Linked DNA regions of Homo sapiens: region 1 is linked to region 2. Evidence: read pairs that join two places in POLR2A ChIA-PET (ENCODE). Cell type or tissue: Panc1. All regions are shown on one strand. Each heading gives the region's core, and the rest is flanking DNA. Links, peaks and the distances in the headings are about the cores only.

Region 1 (2,916 bases), core at 306-2,805, 530 kb after region 2:
AAATTGCAGTGAGCCGAGATCGTGCCACTGCACTCTAGTCTGGGCGACAGAGTGAGATCCTGTCTCAAAAAAAAAAACACAGACAAAAAAACCCAAATATTATTATGAGGTTAATCACATCATCATCTACCTTCAATTAATTTTTGTAAAATAATTTTAAAAATTAACATCTTATATTTGTGAGGTCCATTTGTTATAATTGATGAACCAACCAATGTTGATACATTATTAATTGAAGTCCACACTATTCAGATTTTTTTCTTTTCTTTCAGTGAAACCCTGTCTTACTTTGCTGCCCAGGCTGGAGTATAAGTGGCTTAATGAGGGCTCACTGTAGCCTTGACCTCCCAGGGTCAAGTGGTCCTCCCACCTCGGCACTCCCTATCTCCCTGCCCCTGACTCCCCTAAATAGCTGGGACTATAGGCACTCGCCACCACACCTGGCTAATTTTTAAATTTTTTTTGTAGAGATGGGGATCTCACTATGTTGCCCAAGCTCTATGCAGATTTCAAATGCCCTTTTCCTGTTAGGATCCCATCCAGGATACCACATTGCATTTAGTCATGCTTTCTTAGGCTACTTTTGGCTCTAACAGTTTCCTAGACTTTCCCTGTTTTTGCTACCTTTGACAGTTTTGAGCAGGGACTGATCAGGCAATTTGTAGAATGTCCCTCACTTGGGATTTATCTGATGCTTTTCTCCTAATGGGACAGTGGTTATGGGTTATTGGGAGAGAGACTACAGAGGTAAAGTACCATTTTCATCCCACCATATAAGAGCGCATGCTGGGCCGGGTATGGTGGCTCACGCCTGTTCCTAGCACTTTGGGAGGCCGAGGCGGGTGGATTACCTGAGGACGGGAGTTCAAGCCCAACCTAACCAACATGGAGAAACCCCGTCTCTACTAAAAATACAAAATTAGCTGGGCGTGGTGGCGCATGCCTGTAATCCCAGGTACTCAGGAGGCTGAGGCAGGAGAATCGCTTGAACCCGGGAGGCGGAGGTTGCTGTGAGCCAATATCACACCATTGCACTCCAGCCTGGGCAACAAGAGCAAAACTCTGCCTCAAAAAAAAAAAAAGAGTGCATGCTACCACCAGGACTTATCACTGCTGATGCTGACCTTGATCTCTTGGCTGAGCTTCCAAGTGATTTTTGATTCCTCATTCTCCCATCCCTGGAATCTATCATTCATCAGGCCTCATCTAATATATCTCTCAAGGTTCTCTCCCAGAACCCACTCCTCATCAGCATTATCTCCACAGTCTCAAGTCTAAGTTCCCAGACTGTTCTCAGCATCCTGCACCACGTTATCAAAGCTCTAATCATAGCCTTTCTCTGGCTAAATAATCCCACTTAGGAATAAAACTTTTGTCTTAGTTGGAAGTTAAGGTCCAAGGTTTTCAGTGTTGCTTTGGGGTCTTTTTCTCAATCTGAACGCAAGCTACTTTCCAGTTTTGGCTCCTGCCCTGAGATCTGGGTGCCATGCTAGCACTCCACCACACCCTCTGCTCATTCTGTCATGCTGCAGCAGTTACTGTTTATTAAGCTTCTGTCCTGTGCCAGGCAGCTTTCTGGGCCCAGGAATACAAAAAATACGAAGAAAGGCTTCCCTACACTCAAGGAATGAGGTGTAGTTGGAGTGACAGTCATTGTAAATGGATAATTGCAAGGTTGTTAGGTAGATGCGAGGTATTTATTTGGGCATGTACAAATTTTAAAGGGAGCAACTAGGCCAAAGCCCCTCACTGTGGCCCCAGTACTTAGGGGAGATTATACTAAGATAGTGATATCTGAGCAATGATTTCAATAAAGAAAAAAGTTCACCAAGCAGACAAGAGGCCAAGAGAAGTTCTAGGCAGAGGGCACAGCACGAACTAAGGCATGGCCACTAAGCAATTTAATATGGAAGTATTTGCAAAAGATGAGTAAGAGCTAAATTGTGATAAAGGAGGATTGCTTGAGCCCAGGAGGTCAGGGCTGCAATGAGCCCTGATTGTGCCACTGCACTCCAGCCTGGATGACAGAGTGAAATTCTGTCTCAAAAAAAAAAAAAAAAAATTCCTTGGCCTCAGTCCAGACTCAGAATCAGAATTTCTGGGGTTGGGGGGAAAGCCTGGTAATTCTGCATTTGTAATCAAACCCCAGGTACTTCTTGTAAAGAAAGCTTTGGAACACTGGTACTCTAAGAGAATAATAGAAAACAAGATCAAAACAAGAAGAAACTGGAGGCAGAAAGAGCAGTTGGAAGACACTTGCTATTGCCCCAGAGATGGCAAAGCTTGAACCAAGGAGACAGCAGTGGGGGAAGGAGGAGGGGCAGCTTCAGGAGGCCTCGAAGAGGCAGACTGTCAGAGGTAGAGCTGCAGACGCCACCCAGGCCTCTAAGGATTCTATCTTGAACACTTTCATAAACATTGGGAATATGAGAGACGGAATAGGTTGCTGGGAAAGATAATGAGCTCAGTTTTGGAACATGTTGACTTTGAAGTGAAATCCATAATGAAGAGCTGACACTTGAACAGGCTGTTCTGGAACTCAGGATAGAGGTCAGGGCTGGAGATAAGGATTTCTGAATCATTTGAATCACCAGTGTATAGGCAAGAGCAGGAAAAGTGAAATTCCCCCAGGAAGCAGGTGGAGTCTGAAGGGCCAAGAATGACATATGGAAGCCTTCAGCACTCCCGCCCCTCCTCATCAACCTTCAGCCTCATCTTTCTCCTCTGTGCCCTTCCCCCAATCTCTTTTTCTACCTCACACAATTTTATCAAAGGCCATCTCCCAGCTGTTACTATCCTAGATGGAATTAACCTCTGCACTGTGCTACGGTATTTCTTTGTACTCCCTTTATCACATCTCCAGTCATTTTAGATTAGGGCTAGTGTTGTCCCATTTTCTTTTTCACCTGTTAGAGG
Region 2 (2,916 bases), core at 106-2,605:
TATAGCGATTTATAGTTTATAAATTTATAGAGATATTATAAATTTATAGTTTAAATATAGTTATATATAAATATAAATCGAGTTATATATTTATATATAAATATAGTTATATATAGTTTAAAATAAAAATAAGGATAGTCATAAATATATAGTTTATAGAGATTTATGGTTTGTAGAGATTTATAGTTTGTAGAGATTTGTGGGTCAGTAAATAAGTGTGATTAAAAAAAAAACCTCATTGAGATACAAGAGTGATGGCTTTATCACACGAAGCCTCCTGGCATAAGAAGACAAGCCCTTCAACCTCTGATGGCTGTAGCATTCACCACCAACACCCAACACCCAACACACACACACCCACCCCTTCCTCTTTTTCTTTTTCAGATTTTCACCTGCAAAATTAAGTTATCACTTTCCTCAGAATCAGTTCATGTATCGTATAAAGTTGTATTTGATGTTTTTTTCTCTGTTAAATAAAAGAGGAATGTTGAAATACAGCAAAACCCAACCTCCCATATTTAGAGAACTGTGTAGTAACAGAGGTGCAGGTTCATGATAACCATCTCTCCACTTCACATCAGCCAGCTTAACTCCTCATGAGAGAACACTCATCATGCCACTTTCCCCCTCAGAAACAGTTGCTTGTGCCATTGTGTAAATGAAGTTCCAGAGTCTAGCTTGGCCTTCAAAGATTCTCCGTAAAATGGCCCCACTCCACTTACTTCTTATTCTAATATATTCCATTCAAATCTGGTAGGCAGGCCTACAGCTTTTTATAAAACCCATCCCTGGGTTTCACGCTTATCTTCTACATTTTGCCTCAAATGCCTACTCTTCCATTTCATCTATAGAAATGCTTACTTTTCTTTTCTTTTTCTTTTTTTTTTTTGAGGCAAGGTCTGCTTCTGTTGCTCAGGCTGGAGTGCAGTGGTGTGATGATCTTGGCTCACTGCAACCTCTGCCTCCCAGGCTCAAGTGATTCTCCCACCTCAGTCTCCCCAGTAGCTGGGACTACAGGCACTTGCCACCAAACCCTGCTTTGTGTGTGTGTGTGTGTGTGTGTGTGTGTGTGTGTGTGTTTTGTAGAGACAGGGTTTCACCATGTTGCCCAAACTGGTCTTGAACTCATGAGCTCAAGTGATTGGTCTGCCTCGGCCTCCCAAAATGCTGGGATCACAGGTGTGAGCCACTGCACCCGGCCTAGAAATGCTTACCATTTTTAAATACTATGCCTGCATTCCAATTATTCCATAAAGTTTCTTCTTTCTTGTCAGGGTTACTGGGAAAAACGATTTTGTTGAGTGCTTACCATGTACCAGTCAGAGCTTTCTATATGGAATTTTGTCTGGTCTTTATAACATACCTGTGAAGTTTTAGAGGTGATAAGATAGAGGCAAATAACTCATCCAAGTTCACAGGCATTGTTGAGTTTAGGCTGCACGGTGTTCTGTAACTTTCTCCTTTCAGACTTCTAGATGTTCATATTTATATATATATTTTCTTTTAAATGAAAGAATGACAGTGTGAAATGCCCACCCTAACCTGGTTCCCTCTCCTGCCAACCTGCCCCTGGAGAACTGATTCTATTGGCTCTGGCTGTGAAGTTGTAATGTAGACAGGATCTAGTTAAAAAGCATCAAAATGAAGTTTTTCTGTCTGCTTTGCAGCCAGATGCTGACACTCCGCATCTGATCTTTCTGGAGAAGGTGCATTCTCTAGCTATTCTGGCTCAGTGCGTTTGCACCAGGAGAGGTATGAAGTGCTCTGTCTTCCTTGGGACATAGAGATTAAAGAATTTCAGGTCATGAAATGCATTACTACCAAGTTTATTACGTATTGAGAGTTGTCTTGTTGAATTTCTTAATTTTTTAAATTTCTTAACTCTTAGAAAGTGAAGTGCTGATTTTATACCTCTGAATCATGAAGAAAATTTATTCTTTTTTTTTTTTTTTTTTTTTTTTTTTTGAGACGGGGTCTCACCCTGTCGCTCAGGCTGGAGTGCAGTGGCGCGATCTCGGCTCACTGCAACCTCTGCCTTCCGGGTTCAAGCGATTCTCCTGCCTCAGTCTCCTGAGTAGCTGGGATTACAGCCACCTGCCACCACGCCCGGCTAATTTTTGCATTTTTAGTAGAGATGGGGTTTCGCCATATTGGCCAGGCTGGTCTCGAACTCCTGACCTTGTGATCTGCCTGCCTTGGCCTCCCCAAGTGCTGACCACACCCGGCAAGGGTAGCTATTCTCGAACTTTTTGTAGATAAAGAAATAGATCGTTGGATTATTATCCATCTGTATGAGGCTAGCTTTCCAGAATTCAGGTTTTCTGACTCCAAATTTGATGCTCTTCCCGTAGTACCACAAAGTGTGGGTTAGATGTGGATCATGGCGCCCAAATAACTTGAATACATACTGCTGGCATGGAAGATTAATGTGTTAAGGGAGCTGCCCAGATTTCTGGACATGGGCTGCTCTCGGTTTTTGTTGCATTAAGAATATTGACAGTCAAGGGAATACCAACTTTTTCTTAAATCTAATATTTTACTAGGAAGAACATTAAAAGGATTCTTGGAGGCTAGTTATATAGAAGAGGAAGGTGATAGATAACTCCTTTTGAGGAAAAGATAGCACTTTTCTTAGGAGAGTCAGCCTAAAATCTCCCTGGCTGCTGAGAAAGCTTTCTGGATGATGGTTCCATGTCATCACCTCTCCTCACTCCTCATTCTTGGAAAAAGGGGTCTGCACAGCCTCACTGCTGCTTCGTCTGCTTTAGTCTCTTTTCATGGCTTCCTAAAGTGTCCCCATGCAGTTATCCCAGTCTCCCCACAGCAGGGCCCTGAGAAGAGTGCTCCGTGCAAACATGTCTGGGATTCATCTTTGCTGGGATTTGACTCCAGTCCCAGCTGCAGCTGCTGCCACAC

What was found. ChIA-PET counts read pairs that join two places held together with the same protein. Peaks named below come from ENCODE experiments on the same cell type or tissue, not always from the same donor. Only the 100,000 strongest peaks of a DNase experiment are listed, where the experiment ranks them.
Region 1: POLR2A ChIA-PET joins it to region 2 with 18 read pairs; 3 of 35 experiments call an interaction of 5 or more read pairs at or near these places.

What each region holds. Positions count from the first base shown.
Region 1 is chr2:55,095,258-55,098,173 of GRCh38, forward strand. It overlaps a transcript of RTN4 not described here. Among named protein-coding and RNA genes, the nearest start is that of RTN4, 46 kb to the left of the region's middle. In Panc1, for the core only: no CTCF peak of the experiment used is centred there; no DNase peak of the experiment used is centred there; H3K27ac peaks cover 209 bases.
Region 2 is chr2:54,561,657-54,564,572 of GRCh38, forward strand. All of the region lies in intron 2 of SPTBN1 (spectrin beta, non-erythrocytic 1), which reads left to right. Among named protein-coding and RNA genes, the nearest start is that of SPTBN1-AS1, 4.4 kb to the left of the region's middle. In Panc1, for the core only: no CTCF peak of the experiment used is centred there; no DNase peak of the experiment used is centred there; H3K27ac peaks cover 648 bases.